Linked DNA regions of Homo sapiens: region 1 is linked to region 2. A link is an interaction called in ENCODE POLR2A ChIA-PET data of the cell type or tissue named here. Cell type or tissue: Caco-2. All regions are shown on one strand. Links, peaks and the distances in the headings refer to the core of each region. The heading gives the core; the rest is flanking DNA.

Region 1 (3,128 bases), core at 345-2,844, 170 kb after region 2:
TTAGCTGGGCATGGTGGCAAGTGCCTGTAATCCCAGCTACTCCAGAGGTTGAGGCAGGAGAATTGCTTGAACCCAAGAGGCGGAGGTTGCAGTGAGCCAAGATCGCGCCACTGCACTCCAGCCTGGCGACAGAGCAAGAGTCCGTCTCAAAAAAAAAAAAAAGAAGAAGAAGAAGAAAAATGGCCGGACACAGTGGTTCACGCCTGTAATCCCAGCACTTTGGGAGGCCGAGGTGGGTAGATCAGCCTGGGCAACATAGTGAGACCTCATTTCTTTTTTTTCTTTTTCTTTTTTTTTTTTTTTGAGACGGAATCACGCTCTGTCACCCAGGCTGGAGTTCAGTTGCGTGATCTCAGCTCACTGCAAGCTCCACCTCCCGGGTTCATGCTATTCTCCTGCCTCAGCCTTCCGAGTAGCTAGGACTACAGGCGCCTGCCTAATTTTTTGTATTTTTAGTGGAGACGGGGTTTCACTGTGTTAGCCAGGATGGTCTCGATCTTCTGACCTCGTGATCTGCCTGCCTCGGCCTCCCACAGTGCTGGGATTACAGGCGTGAGCCACCGCACCTGGCCGAGACCTCATTTCTAAAAGAAGAAAAGAAATATTAGTCAGGTGTGCTGGCACGCTGTAGTCCCAGCTACTCAGGAGGCTGAGGTGAGAGGATCTGTTGAGCCCAGGAAGTAGAGGCTGCAGTGAGCCAATATCACGCCACTGCACTCCAGGCTGGGTGACACAGTGAGACATTGTCTCAAAAAAAAAGGAGAAGAGGAAGCCAATTAAATGCAATGTGTGATCCTGATCTGGATCTTATACTACAGGGAAAAAATATTCTAAAGGATCCTTATTGATAAAAATTGGAATATAGACAGTAAATTATTGTATTGATGTTAAATTTCACTGAACTGTGGTGATGCGAGAAAATATCCTTGTTCTTAGGTAATACCCACTGAAGTATTTGGGGGCAAAGGGGCATGATGGCTGCCACTTTCAGTTCAGTTAATATACCAAAAAAAAACTATGCTTTTATTGTTTTTTTGTTTTTTGTTTTTTGAGACAAGGCCACGCTCTGTCGCCCAGGCTGGAGTGCAGTGGCGCAATCATGGCTCACTGCAGCCTCAATCTCGCTGGCTCAAGCGACCCTCCCACCTCAGCCTCTTGAGTAGCTGGGACTACAGTTACACATCACCACAGCTGGCTAATTTTGTTTATTTTTTTGCAGAGACGAGGTCTCACTATGTTGCCCAGGCTGGTCTCAAACTTCTGGGCTTAAGTGATTATCCTGCCTTGGCTTCCCAAAGTACCGGGATTACAGGCATGGGCCACTGCTGCTGGCCTAAAACTATGTTGTTTTGTTAATTTTTTATTTTTCATTTTCTTGTCCCCCACGTTCAACCAACTAAAACTACGTTTTTATCTACTGTATATACAAAGAGAGAAAGAAAGCAAATGGGGCAAAATGTTATCAACTGATAAATCTAGGTAAGGGAGGAAGAATCTTTGTATCATTCTTGAAGCTCTTCTGTAAGCTTTAAAGTATTTCCAAATTAAAAAATAATAATAATAATAACTACCCAAACCAGGAACCTCCCTAAAGTGAGTGGCCTTCATCCTACTCTTTTTCCCCCAGCCCTGGCCCTCGGTTAGTGTCCTGGGTGAACAGGGTAGTGTTAGGGGCACAGGTGGAGGCCAGAAGGGCAGAGGCCCTCCGCTTCAGAACATTCCTCGGCTCGCAACATTTCCTGATCTGACCTCTGGGGAGGCCACAGAGCCAGGCCAGGAGCGACTCACCCGCGGGGCTCCCAGGGCGGTGGAGGAGCCCTTCCCCGCAGAGAGGGCCCCAGCCGGCAGGTGCCGCTGTTGAGCCAGCTCTGGCAGAACCTGGCTGAGGCTCAGCCAGGCCCTGGAGCTGGTCAGCCCATGGTTTTCTTCCAGAACCCAGCCCACCAGGGTCTGTGAGCAGCCTCACTCCTCTTTGCCTCCATCTGGCCTCGGGCTCCCAGGCCCTCAACTTCCCCGCATTCCCGTCGCCATCACGGAAGCCCCAAGGCAACTCCTTGGGATAATGCCAAGTGGAGGAGGGGAGGAGTGCAGGAAGAGGCTTCAATCCTTGGCCCTAAAATCTAAGCTGCAAATTAATCCTACCCCTCTCCTCCACCCCATCTCCCTCTCCTCCTCCTCCTCCTCCTCTCCTCCACCTCCTACTCTCCTCCACCCCATCTCCCTCTCCTCCCCCTCCTCCTCCTCCTCTACAGGCTTTCAAAACAAACACACACCTCCCCAGCCCATCCCCCTGCCTGGGCCTTTTTCTGGGGGTTGTGGGTCCTAGACTTCAGTTCCTTCTGCTGGATCCAGAGCTCAGGGTAGAGCTGGAGAAGGGGTAACAGGGTGCTGGGGAGCAGCGCAGACAATGCCCTGTGACATTATTTCTTCCTTGTCTAGAAAGGAGTTGCTCTCACAGCCCCTTAGTCATAGGGGCTGGGCAGGGGGAGTCATTCCCTGCCTGGGCTAGTGGAGCTGGCCCTTTACCCTAGGCTTTCCCCTGACCTACTCAAACTCAGGACGAAAGAGGCCTAGAGAGGTCATTTTGTCCATCCCCTGGCTCCAGGAAAGACCATAACTGTGCATAGGTCTCCCGATCCTACATGCGTTCACTAATTCCTTCAACAGCCCTTCACTGAGCACCCGCTATGTGCGAGTACCAGGAGCTTTACCTAATGCTTAAAGCACCTTAAATCCTCACTAGGACCATCAGAGATGGGTACTATCACTCTAAATTTGTCCAAAGATTCAGTTCAATCCAGGCCTTCTCTGTGACTCCTTCCAGCCCGTGCAGTGGAATTCATCTCATTCGGCTTTGGGGCCCCCAGTGCACCTCGAATAATATCCCAGTTACTGTATTTGTGTCATCGGCTTCCAGTAATTTGTCTTCGTGGGACCCCCTCCACCACTACCAGATGGCACAGACCACAGCAATAGGGACAGTAAAGCCTGGAGGTTCTGCACTAGCCCTCACTATGTGGCCTTGAAGTTCCCTAACTTTAAGTTCAGTTTCCCATCTGTAAAACAGGGTTAACAGCAATACCTTCCTCATGGAGTTGATATGTAGGTAAAAAAAGAAGATGATATAA
Region 2 (3,128 bases), core at 442-2,941:
TTGTAGCCACCACAGCCCTTGGGAAGTGAAACTTGTTCAAGGCCAGCTTTCTCATTCGTTTGAGGTTGACGTTCAGTGGCTCTCCTGTTCAGGGAGGCAGACAGAGGCCTGGTGGCCCCAGCCCAGGGCCTGAAACACACTGAAACTTGCGTGGGGGATGTGGGAGAAAGGAGGCCTCCCAGATGACCCCCGCTCCCAGTGGGGATTCCCAGCTGGGTAAGGGGAGGGCTGTGAACTCCCAGGTCCTGAATTCACTGGGTCCTTCTCCTCTAACACCATACCCAGGGGGTAGGGGTGGGGGTGGGGCAGGGACTCTGGACTGGCTTTTGGTAGCCGCTGCACCAGGAAAGATTTTTGTGACTTTCATAGGTCACTTCCCTCCTGAGTACTCAGTTTTCTCATCCACCAAATGTCAGGTCAGGTGATCTTGAAGGTCCTCTGCTCTCCCAGCATCACCAGAAAGATTATTCACCTCAAGCTCTTTCTCTTAGCTCCCAAAAGCAGTCGGCTGGCCGGACGAATGCCCAGGAGGTGTTCTTAAAGATGAGGGTAGGGTCAGCCCGGATCCACCATGACCTGTCTGGGCCTCACCGCAGCTAGACCTACCACCTCCCAACTTGCTCCATTCACTAGCGAAATGGGGAGAGAATGTGGGTGGCTTGGGGTGGGCTGAGGCCTCCTTCATTTTTTTTTTTTTTTTTTTTTTGAGACGGAGTCTCACTCTGTCGCCCAGGCTGGAGTGCAATGTCACAGTCTTGGCTCACTGGAACCTCTGCCTCCCAGGTTCAAGTGATTCTCCTGTCTCAGCCTCCAGAGTAGCTGGGATTACAGGCACGCACCACCATACCCGGCTAATTTTTGTATTTTTAGTAGAGACGGAGTTTCACCATGTTGGCCAGGCTGGTCTCAAACTCCTGACCTCAAGTGATCCTCCCGCCTTGGCCTCCCAAAATGTTGGGATTACAAGCGTGAGCCACCACGCCTGGCTGGGGGTATCATTATTATGCCCCTTTATGGATGCGGGAACTGAGGCACAGAAGGGCTAGGTAACCTACCCAAGGTCACACAGCTGAAAAGTGGCCAAACCAAGGCTAGGGCCTGGGGAGCTGGAGCCCTGAGTCTGGGCTTAGTCACTTGAGATTTCTTGTCTCCCAACAACTGCCTGTAAGTGGTAGGCATTGGCTCTGTGACCCAGGAGGGGAAAGGTCGTTTGCCAAGAAGGATGATGTCTTTGGCTGTAGTGGACAAGGAGAGCTTCCCAGAGGAAGGACAGGAGAGGGAGTGGGACAGACAGGGTAGGCAGAGCCTTGTGTGCAGCCCCGTGAGGAAGACAGGAACTCGGGCTTAGACCCACTGGCTTGTTTCCGGCTGTGACTTGACCTCTCTGAGCCCGGGCTGCTCTGTAAAATGGGTATAACACAGACCCACAGTTTCTTACTTAAAACCTTGGGGCCAGATGTGCTTTGGAATTCAGAATTCTTTAGATTTTAGAAACAATTTGGTGCGTGTATAGAATGGCACCCTCAGGGTACCTGGGACCGCATTCTTGTAATCAAACATGTACTTTTTTTTTCTTTTTCTTTTTTTTTCCATCAGCAAACATGTAAGTATTCACGTGCAGCCAGATAAGTGAAACTGCAACTTAATCTCAGGTTGGTTCAGGTCAGATTTCGCCATCCTGTAAGCTCGGTTTTCAGGCATTTGGGGAATCTGGAATTGAGGAGAGGAGAACGTGGTTCCTTAGGAGATCAGGCCTGAGAATCCCCGCACAGAGAGAGAGGGCGCTTCCTCCGCAGGCTTCCCTGCCTGCTGGGGGCCAGGGAGGAGACCAGCTTGTTGGAAGCGGAGACGTCTAAGGAGTTTCCAAATAGGAAAACCAGCGGCTGCAGGCCTCAGGACGTGGCCGGGCGAGCCGCAGCCTCATCCCGCGAGCGGGCGTTCCTGAGCTGCCTGCACCGTGAGTCACCCGGACGGCCGCGGGCAGCGCGCAGGAATGCGGCCTCGCCAATCGGCGGGGAGCGGGTGGGCGGCGGGCAGGCGAGGGCACCTCCGGGCTGAGCCGCTGCGCGTGACTCAGCAGGGACCCCCTGCGCGGGCGAGCCGGCTGCTGCCCTGCGGGGGACCCACCCGCTGGGACCTTGGTAGGGGATATGGGAAGAAACTGTACACCTTCCATTTGTATTTATTTGTATTTCTTCCTTTTACGTTTAAATTTATTTTCAAATAGGTAGTACCTTCATATGCTTTAAAAATGTAAAGCGGCCGGGAGCGGTGCCTCACACGCCTGTAACCCCGGCACGCTGGGAGGCTGAGGCAGGAGGATTGCCTGAGACCAGGAGTTGGAGGGCAGTCTGGGCGACAGAGGGAGACCCCCCGTCTCGACAAATAAAATAAAATAAAGATATAAAGATCTGGAAGAGATATTTGTACACCCATGTTCATAGCAGCATTATTCACATTGGCCAAAAGGTGGAAGCAACCCAAATATCTATGGAGAGATGAATGGATAAACAAAATGTGGCCCACGCATATATTATTCAGCCTTAAAAGGGAAGGCGCTTCTGTCACATGCTACAACATGGGTGAACCTTGAGGACATTGTGCTCCGTGAAATCAGCTTGTCACAGAAATACGAATACTGTGTGATTCCACTATATGAGGTGTCTGGAGCAGGCTTCTTCACAGAGAAACGGGGGTGCCAGGAACCTAGGGAGAGGGGAAGTGGAGTTCTTTTACGGGTACAGAGTTTCAGTTTCGCAAGATGAAAAGAGCTCTGGAAATGGATGGTGGTGATGGTTGTACCAAAAGGCGAATGTACTTAGCACCACTCAACTGTACACTTAAAAAATAGCTAAGATGGTAAACTTTGTTATGTGTGTTTTACCAAAATTAAAAAGAAAAAATTTAAAGGTACAAAAGTCACTCTCCCAGTCCTGGCCTGCAAGCCATCCACTTCCTTCACCCAAAACACCTAGTCTCACCAGTTTTCGTGTATCCTTCCAGAGCGTCTGTGCAAATCCATATAGGCATGTGTAAGTATAAACATATAAATATAAATCTGCATAATAGTCTATATATACACACCTGTTCCTCTTTAAAAAAAAACAGTGGGGCTGGGCACGGTGGCT

The links. Peaks named below come from ENCODE experiments on the same cell type or tissue, not always from the same donor. Only the 100,000 strongest peaks of a DNase experiment are listed, where the experiment ranks them.
Region 1: POLR2A ChIA-PET joins it to region 2 with 5 read pairs; 5 of 35 experiments call an interaction of 5 or more read pairs at or near these places.

Annotation. Positions count from the first base shown.
Region 1 is chr17:45,196,694-45,199,821 of GRCh38, reverse strand. The region is part of intron 2 of FMNL1-DT (FMNL1 divergent transcript); the gene reads left to right. Among named protein-coding and RNA genes, the nearest start is that of FMNL1-DT, 24 kb to the left of the region's middle. In Caco-2, for the core only: a CTCF peak has its summit at 1,813 (motif pointing right); a DNase peak (open chromatin) is centred at 1,821.
Region 2 is chr17:45,370,691-45,373,818 of GRCh38, reverse strand. No RefSeq gene overlaps it. Among named protein-coding and RNA genes, the nearest start is that of MAP3K14, 55 kb to the right of the region's middle. RefSeq lists enhancers at 1-494, 1,153-1,802, 1,762-2,056, 1,803-2,451, 1,401-2,600. In Caco-2, for the core only: no CTCF peak of the experiment used is centred there; a DNase peak (open chromatin) is centred at 1,908; H3K4me3 peaks cover 898 bases.